5 separate regions of the Homo sapiens genome follow, and regions 2, 3, 4 and 5 are each linked to region 1. A link is a loop called in an ENCODE intact Hi-C map of the cell type or tissue named here. Cell type or tissue: heart left ventricle. All regions are shown on one strand.

Region 1 (5,000 bases):
AAAAAAAAAAAATAGGATATCATTGAAATCAGCAGCAGCAAAGTTAAAAGACAGAATTGTGGCTCCTGTTTAGTTCACATATTTCCCTGGGAAGGAGGAAAGTTTCTATGCTGGGGCATAGAAAACAAGGGGCTATACCTCAATGGTCCCAAACTGACCTTATCAGGTTGGCCTTCTTGATAGTTTCACTTTCCAGATGCTAGAGAAATTTGCTGTGGGCCACTGCCCTCTATTGAAGTAATATTGTCACTTCTGAGGAAAGAATACTTGGACTTGCCATAGGAGAAGTCAAGGATTGCACTTGAATTTCATCTCACTGGGGTAAAGCTGACCCCTGTGTGAGCACTGAGAGAGAAAAGAAACTTTTTATGTGAGGAATACAAACCCCTTTAATATATCCAGCCCAGAAAGGCTTTGGAGTAAAAAGCTGTCACATCTCAGTCCCTGCTTGAGCTAAGTAGTTACCTCTTGAAGCCACTTGCTGTGGGCTCTGGACTAACTGATGCCACGTAGCTATAAAATGCCATATACCATAATCATGGATGCCACAACTCATATCCTCTAGCTCAGGGGTCCTCAACCTCTGGGACGCAGACCAGTTAGGAACTAGGCTGCACAGCAGGAGGTAAGCAGTGGGCAGGCAAGTGAGCAAAACTTTATCTGCTGCTACCCATTTCTAGTATTACCACCGGAGGTCCTCCTCCTGTCAGATCAGCAGCAGTATTAGATTCTCATAGAAGTGCAAACCCTATTGTGAACTGTGCATGCGAGGGACCTAGGTTGCATGCTCCTTACGAAAATCTAATTCCTAATGATCTGCCACTGTCTCCCATCACCTCCAGATGGGACCATCTAGTTGCAGGAAAACAAGCTCAGGGCTCTTACTGATTCTACATTATGGTGAGTCATGTATTTCATTATATATTACAATGTAACAATAATAGAAATAAAGTGCACAATAAATGTAATGCACTTGCTTCATCCCCAAACCATCTCCCCTACTCCTCCTAGGTCTGTGGAAAAATTGTCTTCCATGAAACTCGTCCCTGGTGCCAAAATTTTGGGGACCACTGCTGTAGCTCAACAACATAAAGCCAATCACTAATCAATGTTATTTCTGCAAACCAATGAGAATTCCTGTCAAATAGCTTTGTATCAGTCCACTCCTTGCTCACTTTTTGTCTTTAAAAACCTGCCTGAATGGATGCAGCTGGAGACAATTATTCTAAGTGAATTAACACAGGAACAGAATACCAAATACCGCACGTTCTCACTTATAAGTGAGAGCTAAACATTAGGCACACAGGGACATAAAGCTGGGAACAACACACATTGGGGACTATTAGAGTGGGGAGAGAAGGAAAGGGGCAAAGACTGAAAAACCACCTATTGGGTACCATGGTCGCTACCTGGCTGATGGCATCATTTGTACCCCAAACTTCAGCATCATGCAATATAGCCATGTAACAAACATGCACATGTAACCCCCTGAATCTAAAATAAAAGTTGAAATTATTTTTTAAAAAGCCTGCTCGCAACAAAGGCTGGATGCGGCACTCCCCAAAGCAACTTGGAAGTGTGTCCTGAGCAGCTGGCCTCATGTTGGCTCAAGTAAAGTCTTCAAAATTATGAATATATTTTGTGCCTCATCTTCTTCCTTTGGGGTCAGCATTTTTGGTGCCATGAGAAGGATTCAGAATAACCCCCTTGGCTCTACTATCTGACTTACCTCCCAGACTCAGCGCCTGGCCAGCTCTGGGAACCTCTTGTATTCTGACTTTGAGAGAAATTGTTGAATGTAAGGTATGAGTCCTGCTGAGATCTGGGCCTTTCCCATTTTTTGGTTGAAGGTCTAGATTTTGCCTGAGCTATGTTTTCCGATCCTCCCTTACTAGAATGGGAGTTTTCCATCTGTGCCTAATGGGCAGGAGATTTGGGTTCCAGAAAAGAAAAAGGGTAGGGGGAACAGCGTTTTTTCACCTCTGCCTTGGGGAAGGGAGGTCTGGGTCCAGGCATTGGCAATTTGACATTGGTGGTTTTGCTTTACATAGCACGCTTTTAAAATTGCAGCTGCTTCCTATTGTTTGAAATTCAGACTTGGATGTTTCATCTGTGACCAATTCCTATTAGTTCTAAACTGAAAAGTGCATGAGAGTGAGTTCTCTTGCTATGGAGAAAGGGCAGTTGCTCACTTTGACCAATTGGAGTGCTCTAGGTGACTGGAGACTTTGCAGAGTTTGCAGAGTCTCTGCAGACTTTGCAGAGGTGTCAAGGCTGTTGTCTAGGATATAAAGGACGCTCGTAGGGTATTCCTCACCACAAGAACGTTTTTTAGGGACTCGATCATCTGCATGGGCATAAAATACGGGACTGATCGCTCATACCTTTAGCACTCTGGTGCCACCTGGTGGTTAGAGGCATTCTGAGACAACGTAAGAGAGCAACTCATGACTTTTGGGTGACACCTAGAGGAGCAGTGCTCGTAAGCACCACACTTCCACCCAAACACATCCTGGGCCTTGGTCATTTTTAAGAAGTTCCTAAGTTACGGGAAATCAAGCTTGAAAATCTGAGCGCTCTTTTAAGGGACAACCATTGTTAGAAACACCATCTGGTTTTATGTACAACACTTATGAGACATCCTCTTGTAAATATCTAGGAAAACGGACCCATATAGCCCAGGATGATCATCAACAATGGCCAAAATGTGGGTCTTTTGAAATGCCCAAAATGATTCATTTGTGTGCACAATAGAGAAAAAAGCTGGTTTTAGAACATGAAATAGGATAATTACTTCCAATGGCACCTAGAGTTTTTTTAAGATAAATTCTGAGAAAATTGCCTCAATCCAAGAGGTAAACAAAAAGATCCTAAATCTATTTCTGAATTTAAAAAGACTTTGAAGCCCTCCTCCCTTCCACTTCCAGCTGTTTCTCCTCATCCTACCCCTGCACCTTTATATCCTCTCTTATCTCAAGTCCCCTGTCCTGCCCTTCCTTCCCTCCCACTACCACCTTAGGAAATTCCCTAGAACTTGAACCCCCTCCCTGAAACCCCATTTTGGCAGCCCCTTTTCAGGTAAAACCACAGCAAGAGGTGAGACCACTATTATGTATACCCCTTGGACAAAAACTGAACTGAAGAATATTATAAAAGACTTCCCTGACCTGCTCCAAGATCCCATAGGGTTTGCAGAACAATCTGCTTTAATTGTCCAGACTTATAAGCCCAGATATTCTGACCTTTATCAATTAGTTCACATGCTGGTATGAGAAGGCAGGGCCACTGAATGGCAAAAAAGGCAATCTGGAAAAATCCCTCAGAGGATTTGGAAAAACAAACAGAAGCTGACCATGAGAAGATCCACACTTTAGCCAAGTCTCTCTGTGATGCCATTTCCTGGGTCTTTCCTCAAATGTAGAGTGGAAGATAATTCAACAATATACTCAAAGGCCAGATGAATTTGTGCTTAATTATTTTGAACAGTTAAAAAAAAAACCTTTTAACAATATTCTGGAATGGAATGCCTGATGCTAGCCTCCAAGATCACCTATAATCGTGCCACTGTACTCTGGCCTGGGCAACAGAACAAGTCCTTGTCTCAAAAAAAAAAAAAGAAAAAAAAAGCCAACAAGTCTCCAACCTCTTGGAAGCAGTCCCCAACTGAAATCTCATAAAAATATAAAAATTCCTGGTCATGCCAAATTAGATACTCCAGAGAGCAAAGGCAATCATTTCACTGACAATGCCGCTAAGAATGCAGTCCTGAAGGTTACATCAGACAATAGATACCTTGAAATGTCCTTACAGACTTATTACCCATTTAAAACTTTGGCCAAGCATGGTGGCTCACATCTGTAATCCCAGCTACTTGGGAGGCTGAGGCATGAGAATCTTTTGAACTAGGGAGGCGGAGGTTGCAGTGAGCTGAGATTGTGCCACTGCACTCCAGCCTGAGTGACAAAGCGAGACCCTGTCTCAAAAACAAAAACAACAAAAAACCCCAGCCCCCCTGCCAAACAAACAAACAAGAACTTTATTAGAAGCAGCACAAACAGGAGCTCTCAAGAAGGAAATCGACCTCAGGAAAGATAAAGGAACCAAGTTTTCCCCAGAAACAGGCTTATGATGTGGACTTAATGATAGACCAATCTTTCCCTTAGGGCTTCAATTACCCTTTAAATGATGTGTTTATGAGCTGACTCATTGGAATCCAGATGAAACGACAGCTTGGGGAAAGCAATATTATTGGAAACCATCCCCTCTTGTTTATTCTTGCTGATGGTTTGTCCCAAACATAATCCTGGAAAACTCCTTCATAGGTTACAGGGACATTTTCCTTTACCTTTAGGACCCTTTGATATATGGCAATTGGACTTTATCCAGCTGCCCCTGTCTCAGGGTTATAGATATGTTCTGGTGCTAATTTATGTGTTTTCTCATTGGGATGAAACCTGCCCGTGCCAATGAGCCATGGTCCAAGTAGTAAGAAAATTGTTATTAGAAAAGATAATTCCTTCATGGGGAGTTTCATCTGAGCTCCAGAACGGCCAAGAAACACATTTTACTGGTCAAGTAATTCAATCCATTTGCAACATTTGGCCTATATTCCAATTGTGCTTTTAACCCCCAATCCTCTGGACTGGTGAAACACACCAATGGTATAATAAAAACTCAATGGCCAAACTAATTGAAGTTTTTAACCTCTCCTGGCCAAAGGCTGTCTCATTAGTTCTGCTCAGCCTGTGATCCACACCATTTGGAAAACACCAGCTCTCTCTCTTCAAAATAATAACAGGAAGGCCCACGTGACTAGATGAAGGAACTTATGAACTTGCATTTCTTAAAGGTGATATCCTCCATTACTGCCACAGTCTCAGAATACTTCTTATTAAGAACTCAAAATTAATCAAGAGTTCCTTCTGCAGAGAGCTCTGGGGAGATGAAATCATCAAAAATCATGGCCTGTAACTGGAGATTTCTTTTTTCTTTTTAAAGGT
Region 2 (5,000 bases), 92 kb before region 1:
ACACAAGGTGGATATTTGAGACCCAAATATTTCAATATGATGTGACCTGAGGACTCCAATTACTCGTTGTGTGAACAAAAATGAAAGGGTTGAATTTCAACTGGCAACAGCAAAAAGCCCTGCCACAAGTCCCTCAAAACCAAACTCAGCCTGCCCAGCAACCTACCATACCTTGCAAGTCTCGGATGATTCTCTGGAGCTGGCTCTCTGCATTGGTGGAGGCCATGGTGAGTTTGCCTTTCTTGTCTGTATGTCTCCTGCCTGGGTCCAGAGGAAGGCTCAGAATTTCGGCCCTCGGTGGCTGTCTGCTCAGCAGTGGTCAGACTCCATGGTGGCACCTGCACAGAGGAAGGGGAGGCCATGGAGGAAGCAGATACAGACACAATTTAACGACAATATTAGAGAACTCTGCTCTGGGCACAAAGGTCACCCTATCTGGGTGTATTCCCTCAACAGGAGGGCTTGACCTTTCTGTGTGGGCCTTGTTCTGTGGGCACTCTCTGGTTTGTTTCTGACACACTTCTATTCAGACACAGTGACCTGGTTTGGGGCTAAACAAGAAATTAGATCAATCATATTGCAGCCTATCTTTTTGAGCTCACTTTCCATTCACCTTAGATAGGACTGCCTTACTTTCCTTTAAAAAGCCACCTAGTGGCTCTCTCCATCCCCTTATACCAAAGGCTACACGGAATCAGTGCAGCCCAGCTTCAGACAGCTCTGCTAAGCCTAAGGATCCCCATCTCCCCCACACCTGGCCCCACACCCTCTCCACCTTTCTTTCTCTGAAGAATGGTCAGTCTCTAGCCAGGCAGTGCTAGTTGGGGGAGAGGATGAGGACACATACCCTCAGAACTTCTGGACCAAGGAAAGCCGGGCTTGCCTGGCAGGGTCCCCTTCGTCGTGAGGCTTGAAGCCTCCAGCTGCCCAGAGTCCAACTCAGCCTGGGTGTGCAGATGCTGCCTGGCCTTCTCTCCAGAGGCCTGCACAGCCCCTGCACCAGGCAATGGATGTGTCTCTATTTTTAAGTTTGGTTACAGTCCTCTCCCAGCTGGTGAGTCCTGAGTTATCAGCCCTACATGGGCAGCTGTTGAAGTGATTTACCCGTAGGGCTGAAGGCCAACAGAAGTTAAAGAGATGTGAGCACATTGGAAAGAGGTCTGGACATGCATCTGGAGATCCTACGTCCTTTCAGAACCTCTCATTCTTCCCTTAGATATCCAGTGCAAGGTTGTAATGTTTGCTGGCAAAGTAGATAGCAAGACTAGAGTTGGCTGTGGTGGCAGCCGGCACTAAATGAGGGTCTATTGCGTGCAGGGCTCTGTTACGTGCTTTACACACATGATCACTTTTAATTCTCACAATCACCCTGGTGGAGCAGATAACATCGTCCCTGTTTACAAAGGAGAAAATGATGCTCAGAGGAGTCATGTAACTTGTTTTAGGCCACGGGCCAGTAAGGCGAGGAATCACAGAGACTGAACTCTGGTCAGTCTGATTTCAAACCTGGTGGTTTTCCAATAAGTCCTACTGACTTTTTAAGACTCAGCCATTGTCACTACAGCAAATGACCAACCACTTCCACCGGCTCGAGGTACTACCATGAACTCCAGCATCTCCCAAGTAATGTGAACACCCTGAGTGTTCTAACACATGCCACCTCTCACTCTCCCACTGCCACCTTGCCCTCGTGGCTCCAGGAGTCCAGGCAAGCAGATCCTGGCATGGAAACCACCCCAGCCACAAGCTCCTCCAAATATTTACATAAGGATTCCTGCCTCTGCCCGAGGAGAGGGCCTATCACAGGGCAGAGATAACTAGAGCCTATTTTTAACTAACTAGCCAATGTAGCTGTGACTCAGTGCAAACAAGGCCCAAAGAGGGCTTCTCTGGCTTAGGAAGGAAACAGACACATGCCCGTACCACAGTCCCAGGAATTCATGAGTCCCAGAGAGAAGAGCTTCAGGGGAGCCACAGAGAACCCCCCAAACCTCCCAACAAGTGTTGGCACCCATCCATCAGGGACACCAAACTGAGGATGGGAGTGCTTTATGAGAAGCCTGCCTGCCCATCCCTGGGTGTCTCTCCAGGTCACCAGCTGAACACAGGCCTGAGCAGGGACCAGCCGGGGCCCTAGAGAGAGCCAGAGAGGATAAGAACCTCCACTATCAACACACAGCTGCCCCAGCACATTCCGTCAAGTGTCTGCTACATGCAGGCTGGGGATACAGAGGCACACAAGACACAGTCCAGCCCTGGAAGAGCCTGGCTACCCATCAAGGAGACAGATGGAAAAATATCACATATCCAGATACAATGGAAGAGGCTCACGTAGAGATATGGATAAAAAGTCATGGGCACTCAGTACTGAGAAGATATGAACTATGGGCATACAAAACAACATGGAGGAATCTGAAATGCCCTGTGCTGAGTCAAAGAAGCCTCTCAAACCACCACAACTGTGCAATCCCATTTATATGCTATTCTGGCAAAGGCAAATCATTAGGAGAGAAATCACATCAGTAGCTGCCAGGGTCTAGGGGAGAAGGGAGAGTCTGACTACAAAGGAGCACAGGAAAATATGGGGGGCAATTCTGTTTACTGCCTTGATTACGGTGATGGTTACATGACTATATGTATTTGACAAACATACACTTGTCACAACTCATATAACTATAAGTTATATCTCACAAAAAAGGAGCATTGGGATGAATTTATAAAAAAAAATGCAGTGGGATCTGAGGAAGGGAAAATCTAATTCAGCTTGGGGAAGGGAGAAGTGGTAGACACTCTGTGATGGCCAGGCCTAAAAAGTGAACAGGCAGTCACTGGAGAGAGCCAAAAAGAAAAGGATGCTGGGACGGAGGCACACAAGAGTAAAGGCTGTTTCTCTAACTGCATTCCTCTTATTTGGCTGCTGCCAACACAGAGGAGTTTGCAGTCTCTGAGAGAAATAATCCTGGAGAAAGACGACTGGAGTGATACCCTGTGATCTTTAAATGCAGCCCACTGGGTCTGTGTGTACACTTCTGACCATGTCTGTGGAGAGGGTGGAGCTTGGGAAGGAGGTGATAGCAACAACAGATCCTGAGTAACTCATCCGGGCTGCGGCCAGGACAATGAAGGAACCAACCAGCTGGATTTTCTGGAAACCAGCCCTAACTGGAGTCTGGCACAAGGGAAACAATGTCTGCAAACCCAAACAGCATCATAAGCCTGAACACAGATGGCAACACACTCCTTTAAGACTTCTTGGTGCTTTGGTGACACTGCCCTTGTGTGAGCCCAAGGCAGGAGACCTTCTCTGTCTGACCTTGGGAGTGTGCTCTTGGCTGGTGTCAAGTTCCCAGGTCGTGGGGTGAGCTGTTCCCAGCCACTCATTACACAAGCTGATTTTTCAAAGAGCCTGTGTCGCCACCAGCATAATGAGCCCTAAGAAACTGCCTGCCAGGCCTGTGGGGTGTGGTGGGCTTCCCCACTCTGGCTCTGGGTCATCACCTCACAGGGATTCAGGAAGTAAATCAGAGCTTCCATAGAGAACATGGTCACCATGGGGATGCTATTTTCAGGAACTCAGCATCTTGCCCTCCTTGCTCCTCCGTCTCGGTCTGAGGTCATTACTAACCAACAAAAGGCACAGAATGGGCAAGATCACTCTCCAAACATGGCCAACTTCCTTGTGTCTCTAGATAAGCTTGCCCTTTCATTGAGGGAATCACAGACTCCTGGCATGAACCAGCCTGATCCTGACATCTACAACCCATTAGCAAATGGCTCTCCTAACTCAGGAGACACTCAAAGCTCTGTACATACTACCACGGCTGCCCCAGCACCAGCGTAAGGACTCCAGGACTCACACACCTCACAGGGCCCCCAGTGTGCCAATCACCTCATAAACCCACAGTCCTTGTTGCACAACATGTAAAAACCTTCGTTGCTGTCTCTGACAGGCTCTTTCAAATATCAGAGAAATGCGTTTTATAAAATCTTTGGAAGCATTGAATTTCCTTGCCAACAACTCAAAATTATGTTTAAGCCTATCCAAAATGTCTGAAAACATCCAGTTTTCTGACAAAGAGGAAAAGGGACTCAATGCATTTTTTAAAATTCTTATTTTTCACTTGGTACTACTGTATGAGTTCCTAGTCATGACCTAGATATCATTTTAGAAGTAAAGGACCTTCTCTGACCTCCAAGTTTTTTCTATACCTGCCCAGATGCCCTAAATGCCTTAAACAATAGCAACGGCAATTTAGTCAAATTAAGATACAAAGATGCTGACTGACTCATGCAAACCTATTTATGCTATGGTCCAAGTGACTAATACTCATAATATTGCCCAGAAACTGGCTCAGACAGCATCTGAGTAGTCACACAAGGAAAGAAGAATCATCAGGGGAGGAGGAGGTTGGAGGCGTGGAAGTCAACCTTTCTCCACCTTCAAAATTTTGCTCCCAACACAATAGCTAAGGGCTGACCCAGAGAGGACACCTTACAGTTGGATTCCTCCCCCAGTCCCAAATAAGGAGGAGCCTACCAGTTGTAAAGTCTCCCCTGACCAAGAAAGAATGTTAAGGACAAGGATGGTTAAAAAGGCAGAAAAGCCTTTCTGGAAGAGTCCATTGCCTAGGCCTGGTTCAGCACACCCAACGGCAACTATCTAGTTACCACCTACAGAAAGGGAGGCACTTGGCTGGTACCTGCAGCTTCGAAGGCCTGGAGGTCCTGCTGGCCCAGGGGCTGGAACAATCAGTGGGCAGGCAGACTGCCCTTCCCAGAGCTTCAAGAGGGTGGCTAGGAGAGTGCTCCGGAGTTTGCCAGAGGCCAGCTCAGAGGCAGGCATTTCAGCACACGTGAACAAAGACTCATTAGGTGACCCAACCCCTTGGACCTATGATTAAAGTGTTAACCCACTGCATGCCTGGGTCATCTTTCCCAAACACTCCTTTTTGCTTGTCATCTTCTCTCTTTCATAAAGGGAATGAGAACTTGAGGCTTTG
Region 3 (5,000 bases), 350 kb after region 1:
GCCTGCAGGCACCCCTGCCAGTTCTGCACCAGAGCACACTGTAGCAGCCCTGCTGTGATGCAGGAAGCAGCTCCAGGTCCTGCAGTCTGAAGCATGGAGCCTGAAGCCTGGAGCCCCCCATCCAATGCTGCGCCATGCTCACCAGTATCCCCCAGCATCAGCACCGAGGCACCAGCTGCAGATAAATTTCTCACCTAAAATGTTGAGAGATGTTGCTAAACTGTCCTTCTAAGGGTATGTATAATAATACGGTCCTGCCGATACTGAATAAGACTATCTGTTTCATTACATCCTCACAATACTGAATATCATTAGCAACTTGAATTTTAAATTGTGCTAATCAATGAAAATGATTGCCTAATTACTAGTGAGTTGAGGTTATTTAACATTAATACTCCTTCTGATGAAATATTTTGCATTTATCACATTTTACATAAATTCTCTCTATATAATTAGCACTAGAATGTCCGACTTGGTTTTCATTGTTCCTCACCTGTTTGGAAACACATTAAGAATGAGGGAGAGAATGGATGGGGACTCACCTAGGGATGCATGGAGCTGGTCGGCAGCCACTCTGAGGCCCTCTTAACACTTCCCCACCACACACTTAATTTCCCCTGGTTTGTCCATAGATACATCCAACAATTTTTATGTAAATAAGAAAGACTCAGCTTTCAATGGAAAATGGTAGGTTGGATTTTATGACTGAAGTGGCAAAAAGAAATAAGGGATTTTATTATGGGGGAGGTCCAAACCCTGGTGAAAAACGAAATTCATTGAAATTGTTTGAAAATTCAAGGATTAAATCAGATTATTTTGGATTCAGTAGGAATTAGATTACTTTAAAGCCCCAGGATACTTTATTCTGTAGAATGCATGGAAAGTATAGAAAAGAGAAACAAAGAGGGAAAGTCATGGCTAATAACCTGGAAGGGGTAAATAGGGAGCCAAAGGCCTGTGGGACGTAACCAACTCAGCATTCCACTGGAGGCTTTATGATCAAATAGCAAGCTATTTATCATGAATGCAGGATGTGGGCAAACTCACGACTGCTCCCACTGCCAGAAGGTTTGCTGAGGGCAATCACTTCCTGGCACCGAGCTCCTTGAGGTTATCTACTGGGACATCTGGAGAATGCAGTCTTGCAAGCCTACTCTGGACCCAGCAGCTGACCCCTTCTTCCATGCCCCTCTTCCTGCTATCTCTTTTGCCTAATAAATATGGAGGGCTGTGTAAAGCTCAGGGCCCTTGTCCACTAGAGGCAAACTGCCCGCTGACCCCTTCTTCCAAATATGCTCTTTTGTCTCATGTCTTTTATTCCCGCTTTCACCCCACTTTGTTCAGTCCCCCTAGGTCCGTGTGGGTTACATAGTGGCGCCCTGAACAGCGACAGAATCAGGTGCTCTACAAGTGGCGTCCGAACACAGGGACTATGAGGATGTGAATGAAGAAGATCTGCTGGAGCAGAGGAATTGAAATTGACAAGGTGAATGGGGATCCCGGGACAAGTCTGCCGGCAGCAGATATAAGGTCAGTGCCCTAAAGAGCTACTGGGAGCAGTGCCTTAAAGTAGTACTGGGAATGGGAAGTTTTCTGAATCAGGGTAACATGGGGCAGAATTGGTCTGTTGAAGAAAAACATTATGTGCAGTTGCTTAAAGTTTTGTTGAAACAAACTGGTGCTCAGGTTAGTTCTCACATTAACTACGATGCTACAGGAAGTCATTATGCATAACCCATGGTTTCCACAGGCAGGGACTCTTGATGTAGAAAATTGGGATAGAGCAGAAGGATGAAAACAGGCTCATCAAAAAGGTTTTCAAGTTGATTCTTCAGTTTTCTCCACTTGGAGTTTAGTTCGTACTGTACTTCTGCCATTATCTCCTTGTTATTCTGCGGGACAGCAGGCTGAATGTAAAAAACTGAAAGAATCTGTTGTCCCACCCACAGCTCCAGTTGAAAATAAGTAATAGGAGAGGGAGGATAAAAATTGGCCTATACCGCCCCCTCCAGTTGCAGAAACATCTGTACCGCCTCCTTCGGTGGCAGAAACAGAGACCCCAATACAAAGAATTTTACGCTCTGCCACCACGGCTGGAGAGCCCTTAGGACCTTGCACTTTTCCTATTTCCGTAAGGCCTGATCCAAATAATCCACAGCAGCTTAATCATGAACACATTCCACTAGAGTTTAAGTTGTTAAAGGAATTAAAAGTGAGTGTGGTAAATAATGGCATACAGAGCCCATTCACTTTAGGATTGCTAGAATCTATGTTTGGTGCTATGTGTCTTTTACCCTTTGATGTGAAACACTTGGCATGAACTTGCTTGTCTGCTAGCGCATATCTGACATGGAATTTAAACTGGCAAGAACAGGGTGCAGACCAGGCTAGACAGAACCATGCTGCTGGAAATGGAGACATTACAGAGGATAGGCTATTGGGTAATGGCCCTTATTCTGACCTGGTACATCAACTAGCACTCACAAATGCTGCTTATCAGCAGTGCACACAGGCTGCTAAATGTGCCTGGGCCATAATTCCTGAAGAGGGAGTCCCAGTACTATCATTTTTACATATCATGCAAGGGTCACAGGAACCCTACGCACAATTTCTTGCAAGATTACAAGAGGCAGTGAGGCATCAGATTCCTCATACCTTGGCTGCAGAAATGCTAACCTTTACTCTAGCTTTTGAGAATGCAAATGCAGATTGTAAATGTGCACTGGCACCGGTTAGGTGTACAAAAACTTGGGAAATTTTCTCAGAGCTTGTTAAGATGTAGCAACTGAGCTTTATCGATCTGCAATGTTAGCTGAAGCAATGGCTAATTTAGCTGTTGACAAATCTAAAAAGAGCCAAGGGTCAAACCCTAAAATGGGAAAATGTTATAATTGTGGAAAAACTGGACATTTTAAAAAGGAATGCCACCAGATCTCAGGACAGAAAGGATCTTACAATGCTTTTCCCCCCGGCCCCCAGCGGAAAGAACACCAGGACTTTGTCCTCGCTATGACAAAGGAAATAACTCGGCTAATCAGTGCTGCTCAAAATTTCATCAGAATGGCACCCCCCTGTTGGGAAATGAGATGGGGGCCTGTACCCGGGCCTCACAAACAATGAGGGCATTCCCAATTCAGACCTCAACCCTGTTTCAGGCATGGGTTCCCAGAGGCATATTGAGTCCCTCACCCGAGGAACTCCAGGAAGTGCAGGATTAGATCTCCCAGCCAGAGAAAGGGTTACATAAGGTGGGGAAGACAAACCCACCAAGATTCTCACTGGCATTTGGGGACCTTTACCAGCAGGATATATGGGACTAATTTTAGGCAAAAGCCACCTTAACTTGCGAAGGCATTACTGTAGTCGCAGAAGTTGTTGACTCTGATTATGAAGGAGAAATTCAAGTAGTTTTATTGTCACGAGATCTTCGGGTTTTTGAACCGAGAGAATACATAGTGCAATTATTACTTATTCCCTGCAAATTACACCCTTCTCCATGAAAGGAGAAACAAGGAAATAAAGGGTTTGGGAGCACAGCTACACGGGAAATCTATCTATCCCGACCCATAGCCTCTAATAGACCCACCTGTGTAGTACAAATTAAAGGAAATAAATTTTATAGGTTTATGGATACGGGAGCTGATGTGTCAGTGTTACCAGCAGGTCTTTGTTCTTAGAGCTCCCAAGATGGCGGCAAGCCTTTTGTTCTCTGACCTGGAGTTCTTGGCCTCACAGATTCCAAGGAATGGATCCTTGGGCCATGCAGTGAGTGTCATAGCTCTATTAGAAGCTCTTCCAAAAGTCGTGCTGCTATCTATGGACTAAAACATACTCAAACAATAATGACCTCTGGCGTTTAGGCTCAATGCTCAGAGCTAATTGCAGTCATTCAGGTTTTACAGCTCACAGCTTCAGATCCTATCAACATTGTCTGTGTTCAGTTTATGTCGTAAATGTAGCCGGTCACATAGAAACTGCTACAATTAAAAGTACACTAAACCCAGAACTGCTAATTTATTTTTAAGACTTCAACAAGTTATTTGTTCTAGTGCAGCTCCTTTTCATATTTCTCATATTCCTTCTCACACACAACTTCCTGGGCCGCTATCTCTAAGTAATGAGAAAACAGACAAACTGATTGCCTCTGTGTTTCAGCAAGCTCAACCATCTCATGTGCTTCTGCACCAAAATACTTCCGCCCTTACTCACATGTTCCTACAGGTTTGTATTATATTATGCAGTATATCCCTCGAGCCACACCTATAGAAGGATGTAATCCACGAGGTTTGGCTCCAAATGAAATCTGGCAAATGGATGTTACACACACAGCAACCTTTGATAAGCTGAGCTATGTTCATGTGACTATAGACACTTATTCTCATATGCTGCCTGCTACATGCCAAACAGGTGAGACAGCTGGTCATGTACAGCGACACTGTCTGTCATCATTTGCTCATATGGGGATATCTAAACAATTAAAAACTGACAATGGACCCGCTTATACTAGTCATGCTTTTAAAAATTTCTTGCAGCTTTGGGCTATAACCCATAAAACAGGAATTCCTTATAATCCTAGAGGACAAGGCATTATAGAGCAGGCACATCAAACATTACAATGCATGTTGAAAAGACAAAAAGCGGGTATAGGAGGCCAACTACCACCTCAATAAAAACTACATTTAGCCTTATTTACTTTAAATTTTTTGACTCCTGGTATGGATGGTAAGACTCCAGCAGAAAGACATTGGCAAGTGTTAGAAGAAAAGAGGAAAATTTATCCAAAAGTGTTATGGAAATCCCTGGAAGAAGGAAAATGGAAAGGTCTGGTGGATTTACTGACGTGGGGAAGAGAGTATGCTTGTGTTTTTACAGGAGATGGACAAGCCGTGTGGGTGCCCTCAAGGTGTGTGCAACCATGGAACGGGAGACTAGAGGAACCCAGGGTGGCCAACCATGGACAGGGTCCCCCCGGTACGAGCCATGAGCCAGCTGAGCCTGAG
Region 4 (5,000 bases), 110 kb before region 1:
GAGGACACTTATTTCCTTTCTGCATTTGGCAGCTCCGGCCAGGTGTCCAGGGAATGGATGGAGGGGGTCAGGGTACAAACTAGGGTGTCTACAAAGGTGAACTGAGGACGGCTTCAGCTTGGGAATCTGGAGGCATGCAGGGAGCCCTCTTAAATGGTCCAGTCAAAACCACACCAGATGCCCTCTCCCTGACAGGTCTACACTACCAGGGCCTACCTTCAGCTTCTCCACAGCTTCCTCAGCAGCCTGCAGCTGCCGGCCTTGCTCCTCAAGCTGGCCCCTGAGGCTCTTGCACTCTTCACCAGCATTCTAGAGAGGACAAGAAAGAAAGAGGACATAAAAGTAGGGTCCTTGCTCTGAGGATCCCTCAGCCCCCTCACCCAAACAGATAAAACCAAGCTAACTTTCTCTTTTTCCCTGCAAACTGGCTCCTCAATGAGCTTTGGGTTTATTAATAGTGAAACACTTTCAAGCTTACTAAGAAAAGAGACTTAGCCTGGTCCCCAAACTTAGAACTTAATTTCCGCAAGGGAAAAAGTTGGCTATAAGCCACATGGAGTTTCACGGAGTGGGGTGGCACTGGGTGGGGAGGCACATCTGTGGCACTGCGGTGGAGCTGCCTCAGAGAGGAGGGTTAGGAGTAGCCTGAGAGTGCACAGACCTTGATGCAGACAGACTAGTGGCAAGCCCTGGAAACCAAAGCCCCAGGCCATTCTGCGCTGTCTTCACTCTAGACAGTCCTTAACCCCTCATCTTTGTGTACTATCAAAGGCACATAGTAACTGCTCATCTCATTAACTTGTCTGTCCCAAGGGCCTTGTAAAAATGAAGTGAGCTTGTTCCCTTCCCTGTATCTGCTGTCAGGAGAGCACCTGATGGGGTTGGTTATTCATTAAGAACTCAGAGATAGGACATGAGGCAGCTGTGAACTGCTGGCCCTCTGCAGGGGTTTTAGAGGCCAAGTCAGGGCTCTCACACTCACATGCCCGGCGGGGCTGGGCAAGTACAGAAACCAGTGTAAGGAAAAGTGCAGAGGATGTGTGCCTCCTTTAAAGTGGGCAGACACCCTCAGGTTCCTGCTGACTGCTGCCACAGGGCGGGGGCAAGGTGAGGACGCAGGCTTTCAAAAGCCCTCAAACTATATTTGTAAACACCCTGCTCTTTCAATGTTGGCTACTAGTTTTACAAACTTCTGTGTGGGCTAATCTTGTTTGCAATGGTCTTGAGTTTAAACTTCTGGGCTAAGGCATCACTCCCAATGTTCTGCGCCTAACATATTCCTGCAGAGAGAAAGATGCTACTGGGAGCTGTGATAGGAAAGGGCCACAAGGTGTTTGCCTGCACCCACAGTACATTCTCCAGCCCTCACCTGCCTCATGGCTAAAGGTGCATCTTCCCATGGACCCACCAGGCCTGCCCAGGGAGAGGGGTAGAGCCCAAGTGGTTGAAGCTAGGATTACCTTAAGTCTGCTCTGGTAGTCCATGATTTCAGCACTCAGCTGGAACTTGAGGGTGTTGAGCTCCTGGTGTGCAGCCTCTTGGAGGCTCTGGGCCCGCTGCTCTGCCTGGGCGAGCTGGGCCTGCAGGCCAGGCAGTGAGCCGGCTGCTGCCTTGGCCGCCTTCAGCTTCTCCTGCAAGCTCTCCTTCTCTTGCTGCAGCCCAGCTACTTGGCGCTCCAGGCCCTCTCGCTCCCTTGAGGCTGCCTCTTTGGCGTCCTGGAGCTCCTGGACAGCACAGGCCAGTGCCTCCTCCACTCGCTCCTTTTCCACGGTCAGTGCGCAAACCTGGATGCCCAGCTCAGCTGTGTCTGTGTTGGCCCGGTGCAGCTGCTCTTGCAGCTCAGCGTGCTCCAGCTGTGCTTCCTCGGAGCTGCATTTGGCCTGGGACAGCTCCTCCTGCAGGGCCCGCAGCTCCTCCTCCCTCTGCTGGGCCTCATCGGCCCTCTCCTCCTGCAGTGCCCCTTCACGCTCCGAGCATTGCAGCAGCTCCTGGACATGGGCTCTGTTAAGGGCTTCATTCTGCTCCTTCAGCTGCTGCACAAGGGTTTTGTGCTCCCTCAGGACGGCCTCAGCCATGCTTAGCTGGCTCTGCACCTTGTCCTGGTCATCCAGGGCTGCCCGCATCTTGGCCTGGAGGTCCACCACCTGAGCCTGCAGCCGTTGGACCTCCCCCTGATGGACTTCCAGCTGCGCCTGAGACAGGGCTAGCTGGGCAGCCAGCTCACGGGCTTCATTGTCAGTGGGTGGGCCAACTCCCTGTTGGCCTTTCTCTGCTGTGAGGACCTCAATCAGCTGGGTCTGCTGCTGGCACTGGCTCTCGAGAGCCCTAAGCTCTCTGTGCCGGGCTTCTGCCAGTTGCTGGCACTGCTCCACCTCCTCCCGCAGCTGCTGACACTCGCCCTCCTTGCTCTGTAGAATGGCCTCCTTCTCTGCCATCTGGGCTTTCATGGCCTCCTTGGCCTTCCTTACAGCCAGCAAGCTCGCCTCCATCTGGTCACCCAAGTGCCGGATGCTGGCCTGCTCGGCCTCCAGGGAGGCCAAGGAGCCCTGGATGGCTGATTCCCGCTGCTGCAAAGCCTGGTAATCGGCCTGCAGGGCTTGCAGCTTGCCCTCCAGGAGCTGGTTACGCCCGACCACATTCTGTAGCTCCTTCTCCAGCTCCCTGTTGGCCTGCCGGAGCTCTTCCTCCTGGCTGCCCTCTTGCACCTTGGTATCGTCTAACTGTGCCTCCTGCAGGCCCCTCTGCTCCTCCTCTGGCTTCCCCCAGGCCTCTTGCAGACTGGAGTTCACAGGGACCAGGGCCTCATTCTTCTCACCTGCCACTGGCAGTTCTGGGCCAGGCGGCCCAGCAAGCCGCTCGAGCATACCCACCTGCTGGCTGAGGTGGTCTTTGTCCTGAATGAGCTGCTTCTTCTGCTCCTCCAGGTCACTCACATGTTGGCTCACCTGTGCCAGCTGGGTCTCCAGGAACTGCAGCTGCCGGGTCAGAGACCTGACCTCCTGCTCCAGCAGCTCCTTCTCCTCCTGTTGCTGTTTTTTCTCCCGCCTCAACTCTGCTAGCTCCTCCTCCCAGGAGCTCGTGTGGGCCAGCAACTCCTGCAGCCGTCGCCAGAGCTGGTCTGCCTCCTGTCCCTTCCCAGACAACTCCTCCTGGAGTGGGGCCATCTCCTTCACCAGGCGCTCCAGGCTGGCCCGGGCATCCTCTTTCAGCTGAAGCTCCTTGACCAGCTGTTCCAGTTGGGCACTCTGCTGTCTGTTGACCTCCTCGACCTTGGTTCTCTCCCTTTCTAGGGCTTGAAGCTTCTCCCCTAGCTCCTGCATCTCCTGGGCCGCATCACTGGGAATAGGTTCTTGCCGGCCCTTTGTGTCTGATGCCGTATCTGCCTTCTGCTGAGCCATGGCTAGCCAGCCTGGGAAGCTGGCTAAATGCTGGTTTTTCTTGTCCAGTGAGTCCCGTGTGGCCTCAAGCTCCTGTGCCAAGGGCTGCAGCATGGACTCCAGCCGCCGCAGGGCTGTGTGGTAGTCCTCCTCCTTCTCTGCTGCTCCTAGCTCCAGGCCCTGCAGGCATGTCTGCAGCTCCTTCACAGTGTTCTGGGTGGCCTGGGTGACCTCCCACTGCTTCTGGAGCTCAGCTACCAAGCAAGTGAGGCGAACGTTGTCCTCCGCTGCAGTGCGCCCCCTCTCCCTCTCTGTCTGCAGTTGCTCCCCTTGCTGGCTGACAGCTGCCCTCAGCTCCTGGTTCTCTCTGTCCAGCTGCTGCATGCGCTCCCGTAGCTGCTTCTCCCGCACCTCCAACTGGTCCAGCTCTAGTCGCATCTCATCAAAGCCCTCCAATGCCTCGTTGTTTAGGGGGCTGTTCAGGTCAAAGTTGGACACCATCTCTTGAGTCTGGGAGGGAAAACACAAAAGACAAGTGGCTTTAGGATGAAGCTACAGGGCTATTTAGAAAAGCTTTAGAGTTTAATGAGAGCAGAGGTAAAAATACAGGCATTACCTGCCCTAAGGTTAGTCTAAAGAACTATTCAAAAGACTAGAATCCCTTTGCTCAAAGCATCTGCCACAGATTCAGCAGCACATTCCAAAGCTATGAGGCCACCCATGTGAGCTCCACTGAGATACAGACTTGCATTTCCCATCCAGCCTTCTTCAGCCTTATTAACTTAATGGACGTTGTCTCTGAGATAAATTCAGTTATATCTAAGCTGTTGTTCATTCATTGTGCCATACCCGTAACTGCAACTCCTGGCATGATTAAGCCACAAAATAAGGTAAAAGATTCATCTATTTTCTACTCTTAATGCTCCTTATATTGATCATTTTAATTTTTTTAATTGCTATTCAGTTTCCACAGAACTATATACAGCTGTGATAAATTCACATTTCTAAAAAAAATTAACAAACTGCCACTACCTACTAACATTGACTGAGCCCTTGCATATGTCAAGCCCGTAAGTACTTAACATATGCTTAAGAAGTGCATGCGCACTCCTCATTTATGAGCTAGAATGAGTTTTATTATCCCCATCCTGTGGATGAGAGAGCTGAAGGTTAAGTAATTTCCCCTTGGTCACAGCTGGTAGGTGAGAATCAGGATTTGACTCTTGTCACTTTTAACCACGGTGCTAAACTGCTTCTTTTAAAATACTTTAAAATCATTTAGAAGAATGTAATTTTAAGAGAGCCTAGATTCTATTTGGTTGAAAAACCCAGACTCCCGGGAACAGCAGCCATAACTGAGTGGTTCTATTGCTCTGGCTGGAACAACGGGCATCTGAGAACATCACCCTTGAGTTGCTAGGGGCAAGGACATACCCTGGTAGAAGCTATAGGAAGATAATTCCCAGCCTTCCTGGCCTTACCTGCAGGTAGCTGCTCACCAAGCTGCTCATGCTGGAGCTGCGGCTAGGGGGTTTCCACAGGTAAGCAGAAGAGCCAGTGGTCAGCGTCCTCCTGTGGGGCCACAAAACAGACATACCTGTATTCAGAGCAGGAAACCTAACA
Region 5 (5,000 bases), 240 kb before region 1:
CATGACTTAAAATTTCCTGCCTTGACTTTCACTCATGTTACTCTGATCCTAAAGTATCTCTCCATTCCTATTTGAGAATCTGAATCCTACCCAGTGGTATGATGGTAAATATTTAACAGCAGGTTTTCTAGGTAGGGGGGCCTGATTTGTAGCACTGCTGATTTCCATGGCATAAATACTTCCATCATGGCTGATTTCAAGCCACCAATATAATGTCACTGAATGAAGAGGTAAGAAGAAATGCATACAATTGGATCTCACCAGCCAGTACACACATGCTCCACCACATCACTGAATTCCTACCCACCCTTCATGGCCTAACCTGTTTCACCTACTCTGTGCCATCTCCCAATATGCCCTCAGTAACTCTATAGGTATGCCTTCCTCCAAAACCTAGCATATATAATCTCTGCTACTTCTTTGGTACCGTCACAGGCTGATTACTACCTCGTATTATTGATTATCTTTTTTTTCAGGTCTTGCTCTTCCAAGTAGATTGTAAACTCTATGAGGGCATGAACCATTTCTTATAATGCACAACACCTAGCATAGTGCCTTGTGCCAGCAGGTGGCCAATTCCTATCTGTTCATTCCTTTCCCTCCTTTCAAGGAAAGTTAAGACTGTCCCAGGACCAAGAAGGAAAAATTACTCAAACTGAGAAGGGTAAATGACAGAAAAGTTCCTTTAAAATGGATTGGAATGAAGAAAGGGGGTAAAAGTGGACAGCTGAGTTCAAAAGGAAAAATAGCATCAGCCTAGGAAACGGCTATTCACAAACCTTTACTTCCACACATATACTATATGTATCTATGTCAAATCATTAGAGAGGAAATGGAATAGGTAGATATGTGGTATAATAGACAAAGCACTGGATTAGAAACCAGGTTTAGGTCTAGCTATGCAACTATCTACCTTGGTAACAGTCTGTTACCAAGTCACTTAACCCCAATGACATTAGTTTTACTATCTGCTAAATGAGAGGTAGATATGATGATCAGTCCTAAAATGGTTAGAAACAATGGGAGGTATCCAAGTGGGGAAGTCAGAATTTGTTTGAATTTTATTGTAGAAATATTCCGTTAAAATAATAATAAAAAGAGCTGAAAACATACAGCAAGAAATCCTGCCAGAGCATTGCCAAGCTAGTGTCTTGAAATTGTACCACAAATTGTGTATGTGTGTTTAGGGGGAAGGGGATAGAAGAGAAATGGGTAAGGTACCAGAAAGGGTTCCCTGTTCTTAACCATGCCCACAAATCCATATACAATTTAAGATAAGTACAAGGAGGAAACTGTAATGATAAAAATGAGCACAGTTTAATAATACCTATCAGATACTGAATGCTTAATATTTTCACAGGTACTGCACTGTTTACACGCATTATCTTACTTATCATATTAACAGTCTTGTGTAGTTATTATCTGCAATTTACTAATGAAGAACCTGAGCCTGATTCCAAAGCCTCAGTTGTTAACTGATGGAAAGGAATGACAGAAGATAGAACAGGAAGAGATACCAATTTTTTTGTGATTTGTTTTCAACGTGTTCTCCTGATATTTTAGGGAAATCAAGAGAATGAGTGGAGAGGCTCTAAACTCAAGAAGGGGAGGGAGCAATCTGTTTAGCTCACAGGTGTCTTCTCAGCTCCCAGACAGCGCTTGGAACACAGTGTGGACTAAATAGAAATTCTGGTTGCTGAAGTATTTCAGTAGCTATTTCAGGTGGTGCTCTCAACCCTGGTTTCATCCGTTTTCCTGAACATTTCAGTGCTGTGCACTGTTCTAAGTATGACTGGTATTTAAGATGGCATGCTATATTCGCTGGAGGGATTAATGATATTTTTTGAGCAAGCCAAAACAAAGGAAATGTCACCCAAATTCCTCAGCTGTAATACGGGGTGCTGGGATTCTTAAAGTCACCTCCACATCAGAAAGTTGGATTTCAATCACACAGAAAGCTGGATTCGTTCTCCCTGCTCCTCTGGTTACCGCGCGCGCGCGTGTGTCTGTGTAAACCTTAGAGCTTCCTGAAACTGAGTGAGAACCCTGCGTATGTGTTAATGTGTGTGTGTGCGTAAACTTGGAGCTTCTTGAAATAGAGTTAAGAACCCTGCCGTGCACCTTAGGCCGGCAGCAGTTTCCTCTATCTCTCCTCACCTGCCACCTAAGAGTTGTGCCTTGGCTCCAGCCCCCGCAGGCAGGAGAGAAACGAAGCGATGCGGCGGAGCTGGGCTGCTGGGAAAAGGCTTCACCCAGGATTACCCCAGAAGGGCTTGGGCTGCGGTTAACCGAATCTCTCGCGCCCGGCGCAGCTCCCCTTCTCAGGGAGGCTGAGGTGCGGCCAGACCCAACGAGGCCACGTAATCATTCCGGGCCCACCCGCTCAGTGTCTCCAGCCCCGGCCGCGCTCTCTCCTGTGCGCGGTGCGGCGCCTGAGGGTCGGTTACTCACCATGGCGGCAGGCAGCGGCGGCAGCCTAAAGGAACGGGAGAGGCCAGGCGGTGCCCCGCCAAGCCTGGGATCGCCGAGGGTAGTTGGACCACAGAAAATGGGGAAGGAGGGTAGGTTGTTTAGAAGCCTCTGGTTGCTAACGGAAACCGAGGCACGTGGACTGCAATTATGCATTTTCATTGGTCCTCAGGATCACGCGACAGGAAGTATTGCGTAACCGGTTGACTGCCACATGCGCATTGGCTTCCAGGGCCGGAAGTCCCACCTTTTTGTGCCAGTTCACTTTTGGGAGCTGACTGCAGTTGCAGAAGGTAGCGGGAGGGTTGGGCTGCCTGGAGTTGCGTGTGGCCACCAACGCGCTTCGCGCCTCGTGGCGTCCGCTTATGGATTGTTGGGAAGTTCTTGTCCAGAACTTCCTGTGGCATAGGTGACCCCAAGGATGAATGGACATCCCAGACCTTTCAATGGTCTCATAGGGCGCGGCCCAGACATTTTTTTTTTTCAGGAGTTCCTACCTGAGCATCAGGGTGGCTGAGACAGGCCAACAACACCAATGCCAGCAGGTTCTCAAATAGAGCTTCAAACGACCCCTCCCCATGACTCCGCCCATTATTATTACTGTGTTGTTATTATCTTCTCTTATATTTCCAGCTAAAAGTCTCTAGCAACATTTTTCCATTTAAAAAAAATGCAAAAAGCATGGGTTTTCTCCGAGAGCAGTGAATTTCAAAAGGTTCCATATGCCTGGAACTACTATGGAAGCTTGTTGAACAAATTCCTGGGCCTTATCTCCAGAAATTCTGATTCACAAGTCTAGCTTGGGTCCTTGGGATCTGCACTTTTTAACCGATGTTCCAGGAGTGATCACAGATCAGGACCACTCTTAGAAACACTGGCTTGGAAGGACAAGTGTAGGATGAGATCGATTATTGCAAATACCAGGGACTCAGAGTCCTTCACTCACATGATACAGAGGTGATGTGCAGGCATTTGCCCACAGAAGGATCTCAAGCCTTGGGTCAAGAACAGTAAACAAGGTTCTCCTGTGTGTCACCTGGAGCATTCCAATGCACGGAATGATGGCCTGAAGGCAGTGGCGTGGGTATGCCCAACTTCAGCTTTGGCTAGGCTCCCTACCCTTGGCACTGCAATGGCATTTGGGCAGGATCCCTGTCTTCTTGAAAGATTCCTAAGGGCAGATTCTCTCAACCCTGAATATTAACCCCTTCCAAGCTCAGTTAAACTTCCCCTTTACCATCCCACCTCCCCATTTCTGTTTAGTGAGTGTTGTTGAATTTGGTTGCCATTATTTAGTGCCTACTATGAGCTATTAATAGACACATTCCATTCCAGTAGTTAATCCTCATAATACGTGGTTCTTTCCTCTGTAGACATTCGTTGTGTTCACATAGTGAGAGGGTCACTTTACAAGGTGTTGTGGGTGCGAGATGAAGTTCATAAAAACTTTTATGACTGATCAGTAAACAAAGTTGGTCATCAGCTTGCACTGCTGAAAAGCTCGTTTATTTTCTCCCAGGCCAAATCTTGTGATTGCGAAGTGTTATCAATTCAAGGGAATGAAAGGAGCGTGTGTATAATGCAAATATTACATTTGTGGCTTGGGGATTTTAAAATTTGTTCTGCAAAACTCCATCAGCTAGTTATTGTAATTTAAAATTCTGCTTTAATCTAAAATCTTCTATACCAAGGAGGTTAATCACCATTAGCCAATCTACCCAACAGAGTTGAGTGTTGTTACATAAGCTGTCTAAATAGTGTCAGCAAATCTGAACATGAATTTTAGTCTCAAAAGTGATGAATTTGGCTCATGAAAAGGCTGAACTTGTACTTCAGGTTGTTTACTAGTGCGGGTTGGTCACCAAAGCAAACAATTCGAGCCGTGAGGGAGAACAGCTCCATCCTACTTTACTAGTGATCTTCTTAGGCTCTGTTTTTATTTATTTTAATTGCTGTGACAGTTTTTTAAAATGTGTGTATGTGTGAGTGTATGTGTGTGTGTAAATTTGGAGGGAGGCACACAAGTCCATTTTTTACCTTTTAGCAGAGTTCAACATAAATAAAATGAAGATAAATTCTTTTTATATTATTATGAAATGAGACTTATGACTTTATAAGTTCCCAGTCATCATACTAAGACCACCAGTTTCAGGGTGTTTGCAACCTAGACTTGGCAAAAGGAGGAATGGAAAGCTGATCATGGCCTCCTCAGGGATGCCAACAGATTCACTCATTCTGCCACTATTTACAGAACCCCTGTTGTGTGCAAGGTTCTGTGGCCATGATAGTGAGTCTGAGGAAAAAATCTGAGGGGAAAATCTGAGGGAAGAAGTGGAGGGACTCAGAAAGCCCCAGCTGCCCCTGCACTATAAATTTTGGGGGGATGCAGGGGGACTAAGGTGAGGCTTTACTTAAGTAGAAAGAGGAAATGAAGAAAATGATTAAGTAAAAAAAAAATAGGTGATACACAGAAAATGTAAAAATCTGAAAGGTTATATGGGAAAGAGAAAAGTTTGATAAATATTGAACTG

What was found. Hi-C counts contacts between places; a loop is a spot of excess contacts. Peaks named below come from ENCODE experiments on the same cell type or tissue, not always from the same donor. Only the 100,000 strongest peaks of a DNase experiment are listed, where the experiment ranks them.
Region 2: it touches region 1 in a loop (2.7-fold over the local background); 23 of 110 quality-filtered maps call a loop at or near these places.
Region 3: a loop joins it to region 1, with 3 times the contacts of the local background. A loop is called at or near these places in 5 of 110 quality-filtered maps.
Region 4: it touches region 1 in a loop (4-fold over the local background); 7 of 110 quality-filtered maps call a loop at or near these places.
Region 5: a loop joins it to region 1, with 4 times the contacts of the local background. A loop is called at or near these places in 25 of 110 quality-filtered maps.

What each region holds. Positions count from the first base shown.
Region 1 is chr3:46,076,582-46,081,581 of GRCh38, forward strand. It overlaps a transcript of XCR1 not described here. Among named protein-coding and RNA genes, the nearest start is that of XCR1, 52 kb to the left of the region's middle. In heart left ventricle, CTCF peaks have their summits at 233 and 2,420 (motif pointing left); a DNase peak (open chromatin) is centred at 2,400; H3K4me3 peaks cover 228 bases.
Region 2 is chr3:45,984,685-45,989,684 of GRCh38, forward strand. FYCO1 (FYVE and coiled-coil domain autophagy adaptor 1) reads right to left here. Exons shown (of 18, transcript NM_024513.4): 2 at 172-338. The coding sequence starts at 226. Among named protein-coding and RNA genes, the nearest start is that of FYCO1, 8.6 kb to the right of the region's middle. RefSeq lists enhancers at 1,633-1,927, 3,365-3,865. In heart left ventricle, no CTCF peak of the experiment used is centred here; a DNase peak (open chromatin) is centred at 2,108; H3K27ac peaks cover 5,000 bases.
Region 3 is chr3:46,425,603-46,430,602 of GRCh38, forward strand. No RefSeq gene overlaps it. Among named protein-coding and RNA genes, the nearest start is that of LINC02009, 4.4 kb to the left of the region's middle. In heart left ventricle, a CTCF peak has its summit at 1,996; no DNase peak of the experiment used is centred here; H3K27ac peaks cover 441 bases.
Region 4 is chr3:45,964,817-45,969,816 of GRCh38, forward strand. It overlaps FYCO1 (FYVE and coiled-coil domain autophagy adaptor 1), which reads right to left. Exons shown (of 18, transcript NM_024513.4): 7 at 4,859-4,949; 8 at 1,461-3,887; 9 at 217-309. Among named protein-coding and RNA genes, the nearest start is that of CXCR6, 24 kb to the left of the region's middle. RefSeq lists enhancers at 2,859-3,498, 3,499-4,138. In heart left ventricle, no CTCF peak of the experiment used is centred here; DNase peaks (open chromatin) are centred at 2,350 and 3,112.
Region 5 is chr3:45,839,538-45,844,537 of GRCh38, forward strand. LZTFL1 (leucine zipper transcription factor like 1) reads right to left here and starts at 2,582. Exons shown (of 10, transcript NM_020347.4): 1 at 2,452-2,582. The coding sequence starts at 2,454. In heart left ventricle, no CTCF peak of the experiment used is centred here; DNase peaks (open chromatin) are centred at 2,224 and 2,694; H3K4me3 peaks cover 2,165 bases.